2 separate regions of the Homo sapiens genome follow, and region 1 is linked to region 2. The links are chromatin contacts, found by Hi-C or POLR2A ChIA-PET in ENCODE. All regions are on one chromosome and are shown on one strand. The core of a region is the stretch at or near the end of the contact, and the rest is flanking DNA. Distances in the headings are between cores, read along the strand shown. Region 1 holds the start of TRG-GCC1-5 (tRNA-Gly (anticodon GCC) 1-5). Region 2 holds the start of BTG3 (BTG anti-proliferation factor 3).

The links. Hi-C counts contacts between places; a loop is a spot of excess contacts on that map. ChIA-PET counts read pairs that join two places held with the same protein, here RNA polymerase II (POLR2A). Pooled maps may share reads with other maps.
Region 1: a map of ascending aorta shows a loop between it and region 2 (2.8-fold over the local background). The contact joins the enhancer-like site here to the promoter of BTG3 in region 2. A Hi-C loop is called at or near these places in 3 of 168 maps with a recorded cell type or tissue (IMR-90, ascending aorta and endothelial cell of umbilical vein) and 10 of 50 pooled maps. POLR2A ChIA-PET finds 5 or more read pairs at or near these places in 2 of 52 experiments (BJ and MCF 10A).

What each region holds. Positions count from the first base shown.
Region 1 is chr21:17,448,581-17,456,100 of GRCh38, forward strand. It overlaps LINC01549 (long intergenic non-protein coding RNA 1549), which reads left to right. Exons shown (of 4, transcript NR_037586.1): 4 at 291-605. It overlaps TRG-GCC1-5 (tRNA-Gly (anticodon GCC) 1-5), which reads right to left and starts at 6,279; the gene lies at 6,209-6,279. RefSeq lists an enhancer at 6,049-6,118 and a silencer at 6,159-6,368. Within about 2 kb of position 2,856, at least 2 of the 41 ENCODE cell types and tissues checked have a DNase peak (open chromatin) inside an H3K27ac peak, as active enhancers do; they include endothelial cell of umbilical vein, where a contact is called at or near this core.
Region 2 is chr21:17,610,848-17,618,223 of GRCh38, forward strand. BTG3 (BTG anti-proliferation factor 3) reads right to left here and starts at 2,054. Exons shown (of 5, transcript NM_006806.5): 1 at 1,852-2,054. BTG3-AS1 (BTG3 antisense RNA 1) reads left to right here and starts at 839. Exons shown (of 1, transcript NR_149073.1): 1 at 839-3,267. It also overlaps a transcript of CXADR not described here.

The sequences.
Region 1 (7,520 bases), core at 1,606-4,105, 160 kb before region 2:
TAGTGAGACCCCATCTCATAAAAAATAAAGATAAAATAAAATAATAAAATTAATTAATTTGAAAAATATTTTCTTGCTTCATGTGTCTTAATATTCTAACCATTATTATATTACTATCATGTAGACAGGCAAAATTAATAAGATAGTTAGAAAATAATACAAAATAATTTGGGGCACTTTTATTTAAAAATTAAAATGCATCCAGTACCATAAATTCCAGGAGAGGCAGAAATCAATATGAGCTTAATGAGTGATGAAAATTACCACAGATTTATTTTTTGCAGATACAGAAGATGAGAGAGAGAAAAAGAGAGAAATTACAGAGTGACGGAGAAGGCAGACATCATGCAACATGCTCAAGGGCTATTCATTTTAAGCTGAAACATACATGTGTAGAAAGCATCCTTGTACTTATAATCCCAATGACTATGAAGAAAAATAATTTAGCCAAATAGTTCCTAGAACAGGAAAAATAAGGAATTATATTTTGAGATAAGAAGTTAAGCTCTAGTATAACAATGATATGGGTCAAAGAAAAATGAAAACAAATTTTAAAAACGTTGCAACATGAATAAAAGTTTCACCAAATCGGGAGTCTATTATAAGCATGTTTTGAGTTATTTTCTTTCCCAAAGACTTCATTTTTGTTTCAATTTATTTCAGTAGTATACACTTCTGAAAATATTTAACTAATGTCGTACTGGTTCTCGTAAAAGGTGAGGTGGAGCAATTCCATTAAGCTATAGTGAGGTGAAGAGAGAATATCTGGTGAATGAATTTGAAATAAGCTCCTTCGCGATATGCCCCTTCCATAACCTCTGTATCCTTGTCATCCCAAACTGCCCACATTTCGCTGAACTCCTTGCACTTCTCAGAGGACATCTTACCTGTCAACCCACGGTATCAGTTGGCTGGGGGAGGTCCCCAAATACTGGTGAGACCCTGACCCCTGCTAATGTCCAGGCACCTGACACCGATATAGAAGGAATCCAAAGACGACGAGTCAGAAAACAGTGACTGTATGAAGATTTACTGCAAAGTGAATCTCCACGGAAGTGCAGTTCAGGCCTACTCAAGAGAGAGACACTCCCAGAGGGGCTTGGGGCTGCTATCTTTATGGGTTTCTTTAGCCAAAGGGTGAAATATTCATGAAGATTTCTGGAAAAAAGGTGAAGATTTCTTGGAACTGTGGTGCCACCCATTTTTACACCAAATATGGGTGTTCCCAGAAGTGTCATGGCATTGGTGGGTATGTAATTTAGTATGTTAATGAATGTACAGTGAAGTCCTCATGAGACCTAGGTGAAATCCAGCACCATGTTGGGTCCAGTCAGCCTCAGCCAGCTTGGTCTACACCCTGGTTTGCAAAGTATCAGCCCCTAGTTTATGCAGCTATTTCAACAGTTTCCTTTTTGCTAGTCATGTGAAACTGCTGCCTAGAATTTTCTATTCTCCTACCACCACCCTGTATTATTCCTGTCTCACTACCCTTCAACTTCCACCCCCTTTTCCTCTAGATACTTGTATAGTACTCTTCAGACATAGGAGTGTGGAAATCGTCCCCTGCGTCCCAGTCTGAGACAGGTAGTTCTTTTTTTTGCCATCGCATCTCATGCACGCCTCTCTGAATCACTGGTTTTCTTGACTGTCTCCCTCAGCAGAGACACCACGGAAGGCATCTTAATTGTACATTCAGCATTTAGCATATGGAAGCATTAAAGATGTTATGCAAAAAACATAAGCTTCTTTTTTAACTTCTTAAGAAATGTGGGCTCAAGCTCTGCTCCCTACTGTATTTATTTTTCTTAATACCCTTGTGGTTAAAATGTCACATAACGATGTCACATAATCTCACTAATATCATATGTTATGGGTATGATATTAATAGTCATATTCAAACTGTTAATGAATCACATCAAGAAAGCCCGTCTCCTTTAGTGTCTTATAAAAATTATAGAGGAAAAACAGTGCAAGTCAGTAAGTATAATATTAAGGGGCCGGGTGTGGTGGCTCACGCCTATAATCCCAGCACTTTGGAAGGCCGAGGCCAGCGAATCATGTGAGGTTAAGAGTTCGAGACCAGCCTAACATACTGAAACCCCATCTCTATTAAAAATACAAAAATCAGCCAGGCGTAGTGGCGGGCGCCTGTAATCCCAGCTACTCAGGAGGATGAGGAGGAGAATCGCTTGAACCCGGGAGGCAGAGGTTGCAGAGGTTGCAGTGAGCTGAGATCGCGCCATTGCACTCCAGCCCGTCTGACAGAGCAAGAATATGTAAAAAAAAAAAAAAAAAAAAAAAAAGAATAAGGGAATCAACCGGGCTCAGTGGCTCATGACTGAAATCCCAATACTTTGGGAGGCTGAGGCAGGAGGATCACTTGAGCCCAGAAGTTTGATCCCAATCTGGGCAACACAGGGAGATCCCCGTCTCTACAAAAATTTTTTTAAAAAAAGAGAATAAGGGAATCATAAAGTTGGAAAGGTAGGTGAAAATCATTCTTCCTGTGGTTCCTAACTCTGGCTGAGCTTTTAATAAAATGCCAACAACGCCCAGGTCTTATGCTAAGAAAATTTGATTACACTTGTCTTATGTGGTGAAGGAGTAGCTGTGTATGTGCGGGTGTGTGCATGTGTGCGCGTGTGTGTGCGTGTGTGCATGTGTGTAGAGACAGGGGCTCATTATGTTGCTCAGGCTGGTGTCAAACTCCTGAGCTCAAGCAATCCACCTGCCTCAGCCTCCCACGGTGCTGGGATTACAGGCATAAGCCAGCAGGCCCGGGTAAGCAGTATTTTTTTAAAGTTCCCCAAATACTTCTAATATGCACCCAGAATTGAGGACACCCCATCTAATCCTACTCCATGTTGCCTAATCATTTTCCTGATGAGGCAACATGAGAGGTGACGTCACTTAGGAGAGTGAGTAAGGGACACACTAAAAATAACTAAAGTTACTCATCAGATCATAGATTCATTATGGAAGGAATGATCAGAAAATCAAGAGATTGGGAAGAATTGGCTTGTTTAGATGACCAGTACGGGTGAGATTAACTAGATGGAAAGTAAAGCAACCGCAAGCTGTATGTGGTGGCACTTCAAATAGGAGTAGTGGGAACTAACATGAAAAGAAAAAAATGATTACAGTTGGCAGGCAAAGGAGGGATCTGTGCAGGAAATAACTTGGCTGAATAAATAGAATGAGCTAAGACTAGATTATCCAAACACGAGATTCATTTCTAAATCAGACAGAGCTGAACTTAACAACAACTCTATCTACTTGTAGTTTCCTCTGTATAAATTTTACACTGCTAGTGAGCATGGATTTACAGTTATCTGCAAATCTTACTCCTGAAAAATGAGAATATAGACAGCTCCCTGATTTGGAGGAACTGAGAATGGAAATTACATTGTTGCATGAGGTCAAATATTTCTCAGGTTTATCTTACACATTTAGAATATTAAAAAAAATAAATTGGGGATAGCAATGAGGGAGATCAATGCAGGAGGTCAACCGATATTTATTGGCAGAAGAGCAAGGGAAAAAATGTGATGGTGTTTTGTTTTCCATCAACAGCTCCAATCTCTTCATCCTCCCTCCAAGCCAACTCTATTCCCAGATGGTCTTTAAATTCTAATATTTAAAGAAATATAGTCTTTCCAGGAGCAGTAGCTCGCGCCTGTAGGAAGGTTGCTTGAGGCCAGGAGTTTGAAACCAGCCTAGGCAACATGGTGAGACTCAAATCTTTTTTTTTTTTCTGAGACAGAGTCTCCCTCTGTCACCCATGCTGGAGTGCAGGGGTGCGATCACGGCTGACTATAACCTCCGTCTCCTGGGTTCAAGCGATTCTCCTGCCTCAGCTTCCCGAGTAGCTAGAATTACAGGCGTACGCCGCCACACCTAGCTAATTTTTATATTTTTAATAGAGACGGGGTTTCACCATGTTGGTGAGGCTGGTCTGGAACTCCTGACCTCAGGTGATCTGCCGGCCTCGGCCTCTGAAAGTGCTGGGATTACAGGCATAAGCCACCACTCCCGAACAAGACTGAAATCTAAAATAATTTTAAAAATAAATAAATAAATAAATAAAAATGTTACAGCTCAGCTCTTTTAGAATTTGTCTAACAGATTGCTTAGTCTTCACCAGGGCACCCCCTACCCCCACCACCCCACCAAAAAATGTTTTATCCAGGATAAAACTGCTTGCCTTATTATTTTCTTAATTTCATGCTGTAATCGTGTATACAGTTTCCCAACTTTTTTAGCATTAATCTTTCAAAATACAATTATCTCAGTTTGTGACCCTGATCATATGTCAAGTAATATAATTTTGTGACTCATACTTTCGGAATATTTTGTCTTAGCTTCCTGATTTTTATACACACATATACAAAGAAATCTCCATTTTTCTTTTCTTTATTCTTCTTTTATTTATTTATTTACGTATTTTTGAAGATGGGGTCTCACTGTGTTGCCCAGACTGGGTGTGGCTGGAATGGTGTGAGACTTAGAAATTACTGTAGATGTTGTTCATCCAAGTTGTCATAATGAAAATTGTGAGACATTCAAATCACTCTTTTTTATGTTATGAACCATGTGCTTCACAAACCCAGATCTCAAAGCTGTGTAGTAATCCTACTGTAGATTCAATCTAAATGTCAGCCTATGCAAATACAGACTATTTGATATAGAAATATTCCCACCCAAATATTACTTCCCAATAATTGTAATAGTAAGCCCATACAAAAATAAAGCATCAAAGACTTTTTAGCTGCCTAGCTACCATCCACTCTCTTTTCTATAGGTTTTCAAAAGTCTAATGGTTCCAACTTCTAATGGACTCAGCATTCGTCAGGGAAACTAGCTCCCAATACTCCTTGACCCTTGCACCGTAATTCATAATGCTTCCATTTTTTTGCTAAAAGAATCATCAATGGCTCTTGAATTTTTTTTTTTTTTTTTTTTTTTTTTTTTTTTTTTTTTGCACATATCCATCCACAAATGTCCCTGTTCCATTCTCCCCACGGGTACAGTGATATCTAATAATGAGTTACAAATTTTTTTTGTTTCCTCTTTAATAAATTTAGTACTGGTGTGGCTCTGAATAATTACTAAACAGCCAATTTTACGTCTTTAAAGTATGTGTATCCAGGCCGGGCGCGGTGGCTCACTCCTGTAATCCCAGCACTTTGGGAGGCCGAGGTGGGCGGATCATAAGGTCAGGAGATCGAGACCATCCTGGCTAACACAGTGAAACCTCGTTTCTACTAAAAATACAAAAAATCAGCTGGGCGTGGTGGCGGGCGCCTGTAGTCCCAGCTACTCGGGAGGCTGAGGCAGGAGAATGGTGTGAACCCGGGAGGCGGAGCTTGCAGTGAGCCGAGATCGCGCCACTGCACTCCAGCCTGGGCGACAGAGAGAGACCTCGTCTCAAAAAAAAAAAAAAAAAAAAAAAAATTGCGTCCACCTCTTCCTTATATGAACCGTTGTGAAGACTAGGGATAAAGTAAGTGAAGAGCCCGGATCTATCTGAAACACTCTTATCAATTGTTAGCTGTTATTTTTACTGTTTTCCCCTATATTCTTTTATATGTTTAGTGTCTTACAGGAAGAGGTTAAAAAGTGCAGGGGTGGGGGCAATAGGGGACAGGGAGAATATAATAAAGGATTAAGTAATTAAATAGAAGATAGGAAAGGGTGCTCCAAAAGCAAGTGTCCGTTCCAGAACTTGCTTCCTAGTAAAGCAAGGTCCTCAGGCCATCTTCTCTGAACCTTGATTCCACTGTATTTTCAGTGTGCGAACAGTGATTTAAATCAGTCCATTTTAGCTGTCAAACTCATACCGTTTGAGAAGATTCATAACCCCAGAGAGAGCGCTTACGAAGGAGGGATTAACATGGCAAACACATGCGCAAACTCCAGATGGCTGAGCTGAGACATGTTTGGGGGAAAGTCTCTCTCCTGACTGTGGAGGAAATGCTATATGGGAGGAAAACTAGTGTCTTTTGTGATAAAGGATGGTCAGTTAGTCACTGGGTCACAAAGCCTGTTCTACAAATCATTCAATTTAAGAAGCATTTGGGACCCCTCGAAAGTTTTTTTGTTTGTTTTTGAGACGAAGTTTCTCTCACTGTTGCTGTGGCTGGAATACAACGGTGCAGTCTCGGCTTACCGCAACCTCCCGCGCACGGTCCAAAACACATTTTCGTGCTGCATGGGCCGGGAATCGAACCCGGGCCTCCCGCGTGGCAGGCGAGAATTCTACCACTGAACCACCCATGCACCGATAGAAGAGTTGGGGAAAAGCAGTAACATGATTGGAACGCGACTGGAAGGTGTTCTTTGTTGCAAGAGACTAGATAATGGAGAAGGAAGATGATAATATTTTGGTCACTTGGCTGGGCATGGTGGCTCATGCCTGTAATCTCAGCACTTTGGGAGGCCGAGTGGGGAGGATTGCTTGAGCCCAGGAGTTCGAGACCAGCCTGGGCAACACAGGGAGACTCTTGTCTCTAAAAAAAAAAACTAAAAAAAAAGAAAATGAGCCGGGCATGGTGGCACGTGCCTGTAGTCCCAGCTACTCAGGAGCCTGAGGAGGGAGGATTGCTTGAGCCTGGGAGGTCAAGGCTGCAGCGAGCTGTGGTCATGCCACTTGCAATCCAGCCTAGGTGACAGAGTGAGACACTGCCTCAACAGCAACAAAAAAGTTGGTCACTTGAAGTATTGCTACTTATTGATTCATGATACAATTAAATGTTGCCTCTCCAGATTGTTTGGGGGAATTGGGGGGTTTTTTGAGAATAAAGTGCTCCAGATAGCCGTGTGAGTGCCTCTTGAATAAACACCAGTTTTTTTAAAAATTGAATTCATTTATATAAAAATATAAATTGCATTAAATGCTATTTATATTAAATGCTTTCCTGCCATCTTAAGCAGAATGCGCTGAATAATACCTTACTGAGGACTCAGCACCGTGACAGCCATTGCTGATTATTGCAGTGAACTGTGATTCAGTGATGTGGGACACACCGTCAAGGAAGTGAGTGCAATGAGAGCTCCACATACACAAAGTTCAGAAAAAAACAAAGCACAGGAGGCTGTTTGCTTTCTAACTACTCGTTTCACCCCTGGACTCTGGTGTACTCTCCAGCATGCCACACTTCAGGAAGGATATTGGCAAAGTGGAGTATTCTAGCTAAGAAAAGAAGCTAGGATGGTAAGCGCTATTGAAACAAGGTTCAGCCAGCAAAATGTCTGAAAGCGTTAGAGAAGCTTAACTTAGAGAAAACTTATATATAAATATTTAAATGTTGGTAGTATTGTCTTGTGACGATGCCTTGAATAGAAACCTGTAAATATCAACCTGGTCTCTACTAAAACTACAAAAATTAGCCAGGCGTGGTGGTGCAAGCCGGTGGTCCCAGCTATTCAGGAGGCTGAGGCAGGAGAATCGCTTGAACCTGGGAGGCGGAGGCTGCAGTGAGCCGAGATCGCGCCATTGCACTCCAGCCTGGACAACAGAG
Region 2 (7,376 bases), core at 804-3,303:
CTTTCAGTCTCTCTTCAGAATATGACTCCTTTATTCCAAGTGCAAATTCAAACAAGGAACCTCACTGTGAAATAAATTCTACACAGTTATCTGAGAGGTGTGCTGGCAGCCGCAGATAGCCTGATGGAGGGGAAGGCACACAAATCTTCCTCCCAGAACCCTAGAATGAGAAATTCACCTTCTACAGCCAGCTAGCAGGCACCGGGCATGGGTCCACACACGAGTGTACACGTATACATAACCCCAGCCCACCACGACTGCTGTGCAGCCTCCTCCTGAAAAATGTAAGCCATTTCCACTTTGTAAAGCTACGTTTATATTCCACCACGATACGATGGAAAAGAAAACCCAAGGCAATTTAATATACGGGTTGGGAAGAAAGTTTTGCTGATGGAACTACATTAGCCTCCACTCCAGCAAAGCAAACAAGGAACCACACTAAAGAAATGTACTGAATCTTTTAACTAGATCTTTCTCCTCATTCATTACATTTGCCAACTATGTGCCACATATCTGAGTTCTGGATTTGTTTCTGTTTGCTCTGCTTCATATAAAAAAATAGAAAAGAAGGAAAGAACCACTTAGTGGTTGCTTTTGGTTGTAACACAAGATGACTCATTTGGACTTTTGTTTTCCCCGTTTGAAGAAATGATAGCTCGAACAGCTGAAAAATAAGCCCACTCCCACCAGTATTCTAGGAGTACCAAAAGGTGAAAGAGGGAGAGTTACAGTCAGGGCAAGAACCACCAGAGGCAAGCAGGGCCAAGAAGACCTCAGGCGTCTTGAGTAAGTAGGCGTCCTCCACCCACACTCAGAGCAAAAGGCTCCCATTTTAAATATCGCACGGTGACGTCATCCTGGGACCTCGTCACCGCGGCGGCTGCTCCTCAAGTTCTACTTTGTTCCACAAGGCTCCTCTGCTCACGGCTGCGTGGATAAAACCCAAAGGGAATCCAGAATCAAGCTCGGCCTCGCAGGAGTTTATAACTTTTGTACTTTTCCCTCCCTTGTAACGAAAAGCTAATCGCAAACGTTTCTAGGAACACATTTTTCTCCTGATAGACGTTCCCAAGGTGGAGGGCGCGAGAAGACTGGCCCGTGGGGTGAGGAGCCCCGGCCCGACCTCAGCGGCGCCACAAAGCCATGAAGAGGGGAAATAATTTTCCAAGGGGCTAAGAGTTGGACTTTCTGAAGCCATCGAAACCTGCTGCTAGGCTCTCCCGCTGGGGTTTTGAGAGAGGTAGGTGAGGAGGGATCAAACATCTCCACCCGCTCTTGAAAGAACCGCCTTGAGCTGCGCCCAACTTCTGCAATCCCGGTTTTCCCCAAGTTCAAGGGGAAGGGCCCTGGCGCCCAATGCCCAGCCTCCCCGACAACATCCTCGCCAGGGTGCGCCTGCCCCGCGGGTCCGCTGTCCCCGGCGGGCGGCCCTGGGTTCGAGGACCCGGCTTCCCGGAGGCGCGACTCTCCAGCAAACAAGCGGAGCTCCAGAAAAAACACCGACGCGAAGGGGGTGGACAGAGGGTGGGAAGCCGCGGGGTTGTCGCCCACCCGGAGGCGGAATGTAACGCGCTGTGGGAAACGTGGCAGGAGCCCTGAGGCGGCGTCTTTTTCCTCAGGCGCCCGCCGAGGGTCCCGCGGAAAGCCTCGCGGGCCGCCCTCGCGGCCCGCAGCCCCGCTCTGGCGCCGAGCCGGAGCCCATGCAACCTGGTTCCATCCCCTGCCCCTCCCCTGTCCCCGGTGCGCCGCCCGCCAGCGAGCCTTCGACGTGGCCGCAGGGGCGACGGGACCACCCTCCCCCGATACCCACAGCCCCGCCATGTCTGCCTTTCCCCGGCCCGGTCTCCTCACCGCCGCTGCCGCCGCCGCTCTTCGGCCGGAGATTCGGCGGCCCAGACCGTGTCCTGGCCGGGAACTGAGGGCTCCGCCTCAACGGGCCCGCGCTGGGCAACAGGGAGCGCAGCGAGCCTCGTCCGGCGCGTGCGGCTCCCGCGTCGTCGGGCGGCCAAGCGCGCGTTGAGAGGACTGGCGGGCGGACGAGCGCGCACACGAGTGAGCGCAGCCCCAAAGCGGCGCGCAGGGGGCTCGCGGCCCGGAAGAGGGGAGGGGCGATGACCCGGGAAAGGGTTGGCGCGCGCGGGATCGGCTCGCGCGCCTGAGGGGCGGTGCCGGGGGCGGGGCTTCGCCGCGAGGCCACCCCCGAGCCCCGGGCCTAGCCGCACGGGAGGCGACACACCCTCGCCCTACCCTGAGCCTGGCGCAGACCCTCGACCGCGACGGCGCGGTCCGCAGAACCGCGGGCTTCCCTCCCCGGCAAAAAGCGGCGCTGAAGGCCTGTGGGACCCCCGCCCGGCCGCCCTACGTGCGTCAGCGCCTTCGGGGGTCGCGCGGGCTTGGTCCTTTCGGCTGTCTCGGCCTTTTTGTTTCCCCCTCAGGTCTCTCCACGCTGCACTTGACACCCTCAGGGCGGAATGGCGAGTTCTAGACCCAGCTCTCTAGACCCGGGGCTTCATGGGGGACACGGACTCGACGGGAAGGGGAACTTGGCATTTATGGACAGATCCTCATCCTTCTTGCTGTAGTCAATTACACGCACGTTAACCGTGCAGCCGCCCTGCTGTATTTTAGGCGGTTGTTGGCACTCCTAGTTGGGCCCTTCCCTGGCCCCTCACAGCAGGGCCTGCCTCCTGTGGACGCTTGTGTGCTGCCCTGGCACCGGCCACTGTGTTTTGCATAAAGGAGAGGCTCCAAAGATGTTGGCCAAAGGAATGAAGCCTTGAGAGTCCAGGCTTTCTATTTCTGAGACACTCTACTCAAGGACTTCCCAGATGCAAAGCTTCATCTTTGAGCAAATACAAATATGGAGAGGGAACATTAACTTTCTGAAGAAAAGAAGGAACATCTTTTCAACCTTTTATATTGAGTTAACACCATGGTCTTAGTTTTGTGAAAGCACTTTAATACATCCAACTAGCGGGAGGAATACAAGATATTCCTACCTTTTTATTATTATTATTAAAAGAGGGCTAAACCATGTTGTAAACTACTTAAGAACTGAATGTTCAAGTTGTACAGTATATTGGCCAGATTCCTTACTGCCCACTAGGCTTGGGAGCATGTTTTCAGCTCAGTTTTATGAATGTTTTAAATTTGTATTACTGATCTTTGTTATAGCCAATTAGCAATTCAAAATGGTAATTTTTTTAGCAGTAATAAATATACCATCCCCCAAACAGTACAATAAACTTTATTTGTAAAAAAAAAAAATTATACTCTTCTAGGACTTAGTCTACTTACTGGTACATTTAAAGAGGATATTTACACCTTGGAGTCTTCTAGGAGGTGTGAAGGTGTTTTTATTTTAAAATCATAACAATCTGATGAGGTTATTTTTACAGATAAAGGCCTTTAATTCTGCAGTTTCATAAAATAGCTAGGTAACCACCCACATTACTCAAAATTTGTCCAGAAATTTCTATAGTTTAGGATTAGTATTTTGTGTAGTATTTATAAATCTGTGGTCCACATTTTCCAGTCTTAGAGCAGTACCATATTCAAAAAATACAGGCAAGAACCTGAAACCCAATTTCAAAATGACTTTTAAAAAATTCTCAGGCTGGGCACTGTAGCTCATGCCTGTAATCCAGTACTTTGGGAGGTCAAGGAGAGAGGATCATTTGACTCCAGGAGTTCAAGACCAACCTGGCCAACATCATGAAACCCAATCTCTACAAAAAATACACAAATTAGCCAGGTGTGGTTGCATGCAGCTGTAGTCTCAGATACTCTGAAGGCTGGGGTGAGAGGATCACCTGAGCCCAGGAAATTGAGGCTGCAGTGAGCTATGATAACATCATGGCACTCCAGCCTGGGTGACAGAGCAAGACTCTGTCTAAAAAAAGAAAAAAAAATTCTCATAGCTGAACACTGTGAAATAGACACATAGCAAACAATGTCTCTTAAACACTTTTTCTCTCATCCACTTCCCTTGCACACACAGTATTTGTTTTTATGTCTCTTTCAAAACTTGCCCTACTCTTGTGTGCTTCAGATGCTTTGCCCCAGCTCTCTTTCCTTGTGAGTTGGAATCACAAAATCACAAATGAATTGGTATGGCAAGGCAGAGCCCTCCTCTTTATGGGACTGAAAGAGGAGAGCTGCTATAAACTAAATGTTTGTGTCCCTCGCAATATTCGTATGTTGGAGACTAAATCCCCAATGTGATGGTATTTGGAGGTGGGGCCTTTGGGAGACACTTAGGTCATGAGGGTGGAACCTTCATGAATGGAATTAGTGCCCTTGTAAGTGGAAACATGAGAGAGATGATCACTCTGTCTGCTCTCTTGCCAAGTGAGGATATAGGGAGAAGACAGCAAACCAGAAAGCATACCTTCACCAGACACTGGATCTGCTGGTACCTTGATCTTTAACTTCCCTACCTCCAAACTGTGAGAAATTTCTGTTGTTTAAGCCACACAGTCTATAGTATTCTGTTATAGCATCCTGGAATAAGACAGGAGCAGAGCTGATGTAAATAATTACAGTAGTTCCCCCTTATCCACGGTAGGATATGTTCCAGGATCCCCAGTGGATGTCTGAAACTGCACATGGTACCAAACCCTATGTATAATTTATAAATTAGGAACAGTAAGAGATTAACAATAATTATAATAACAGAACAATTATTATAGTACACTGTAATAAAAGTTATGTGAATGTATGCTCGCTCTCTCTCAAAATATCTTATTGTACTGTACCACTGGTAACTAAAACTGGTGAAAATGAAACCAGGGATAAGAGGGAACTACTATACTCATTAATATGTATTTCCATTTCACAGCTAACTTTAAGATATTCACTTCTATTGTGTGTTAATGGTGTAGTTTGCTTTTAGCACAAGTGGTTTCTTATGAAAATGAGCCACTCTAATATGTCTAGGGCTTTATAATCACAGGAATCATCACACACATCCTGTGGTTGTGTCTCAGAGTTGCAGAGAATGCAACTTAGAATCAACAAAATCTGTGAAATAGCTTTCAAAATTAGGACTTATTTTCACTAAATATGTGAGTCTTTAAAATCCTTTGAACTCAAGAGTTCAGCATTAAAAGCAAAACAGTCGGCGGGTCGTGGTGGCTCACGCCTGTAATCCCAGAACTTTGGGAGGCTGAGGCAGGTGGATCACCTGAGGTCAGGAGTTTGAGACCAGCCTGGCCAACATGGTGAAACCCCATCTCTACTAAAAATACAAAAATTAGCCAGGTGTGGTGGCATGCTCCTGTAATCCCAGCTGCTCAGGAGGCTGAGGCAGGAGAATGGCTTGAACCTGGGAGGTGGAGGTTGCAGTGAACTGAGATCATCGTGCTCTGCACTCCAGCCTGAGCAACAGAGCAAGACACTATCTAAAAAAGAAAAGAAGGAAAAAAAAACAGTCTTGGGTACCATCTTCTCAATTCACTTGTCAAGTTTGAATCTGAATACAAAAGTCTTTTTTTTTTTTTTTTTTGAGACAGAGTCTTTCTCTGTTGCCCAGGCTGGAGTGCAGTGGTGCAATCTCGGCTCACTGCAAGCTCCGCCTGCCAGGTTCACGCCATTCTCCTGCCTCAGCCTCCTGAGTAGCTGGGACTACAGGTGCCCACCACCATGCACGGCTAATTTTTTGTGTTTTTAGTAGAGACAAGGTTTCACTGTGTTACCTAGGATGGTCTCGATCTCCTGACCTCATGATCTGCCAAAACAGTCACTTTTATAATGGACATGGAGGATTTTGTGTTATGTTAGTTGCATTAGCTATGTAGAGAAACTGGTATGTAACATAGAGGATGTTACGTTACATAGCATATGTTACATTATGCTATGTAACATCAAGGAAAAGTGTGTGCAGCCTTCTGGGGCCTTTGGAGGTCCAGCAAGTAAGATCTGAGACTATAATTTTAAGAACACTTCAACACATTTCTTCAAAAATTTCCAGAACTTAGCCATGTAACTAAATTAAAAAAGACTAAATCTACTTCTCTTGCATTAGCTTCTTAAATATCCATAAAGCAGCAGTGATTAAAGTATAAGCATAAAGAAAATTTGCAATCTTCATTATTTTCTCCGTTACATCATGCCATAAAACTGACTTCCAAAAGTCAAAACACAAACTCTCTTGATGAATGAGGCAATGGAAACTGGGCACACCAACCTCCTATTTTGAGTTGCATTAACTGTGGAAACTTTCCTCCCTACCTCAAAGAGGCCTCAAACTTGGCTCATCTTTTTCAGAAGAAAATGCTTTGATCAAACTTTTCATATTATTGTTTGGTAATTGGTTAGGATTTATGTGAACTAGGTTAGGGTGATGTATAAGTTATGACACTCAAGTGGGCCAGACACTCTATGCTTAGGTAGAACTTCATATTGGAAATCCCTGGAGTAAAATTTCCCAGCTTGGCAGGAGAGGTGCCATTATTGTTGTTGTTGTTGTTGTTGTTTGGCAATACTCTCCTATTCTCCATGCCAGCAGAGAAACTGACTTTTATTAGTGAGTAATGCATAAACTCCTATCTTTATTTTAGTATATGTGCTGCCGAAGCGAGCACAACTCCTATCTTTATTTTAGTGCAACAAAATTAAGAATATAATAAGAATATAGGTATTCCGGCATACCTCGGAGATATTGCGAGTTCAGTTCCAAACCACCACAATTAAGTGAATATTGCAATAATGCAAGTCACACACTTTTTGATTTCCTGTGCCTATTAAAGTTATGTTTACACTATTTGTAGTCTATTAAGTGTGCAGTAGCATTGTGTCTAAAAAGTACTTAATTAAAAAATATTTTATTGCCAAAAATGCTAATGATCATCTGAGCCTTCAGGGAGTCCTAATCTCTCTGCTGGTTGAGGTCTTGCCTCGATGCTGGTGACTGCTAACTGATCAGTGTGGCGGGTGATGAAGGTCGGGGTGGCTGTGGCAATTAAAAAAAATAAGACAGTAATAAAGTTTGCTCCATTGATTGACTCTCCTTTTCATGAAAGATTTCTCTGGTAGCTTGTGATGTTGTTTGGTAGCATTTTACTCACCGTAGAACTTCTTTCAAAATGCAAGTCCATCTTCTCAAACCCTGCTGCTGCTTTATCACTAAGTTTATGTAATATTCTAAATTCTATGTTGTCATTTCAACAATGTTCGTAGCATCTTCACTAAGAGTAGATTTTATCTCAAAACACCATTTTGTAGCCAGGCACCGTGGCTCACACCTGTAATCCTAGCAACTTGGGAGGGATTGCTTGAGTCCAAGGAGTTAAAGGCTGCAGTAAGCCTTGATCGCAGCACTGCACTTCAGCCTGGGCAACAGGAGACACTCCTCATTCATTCAAATTTTATCATTA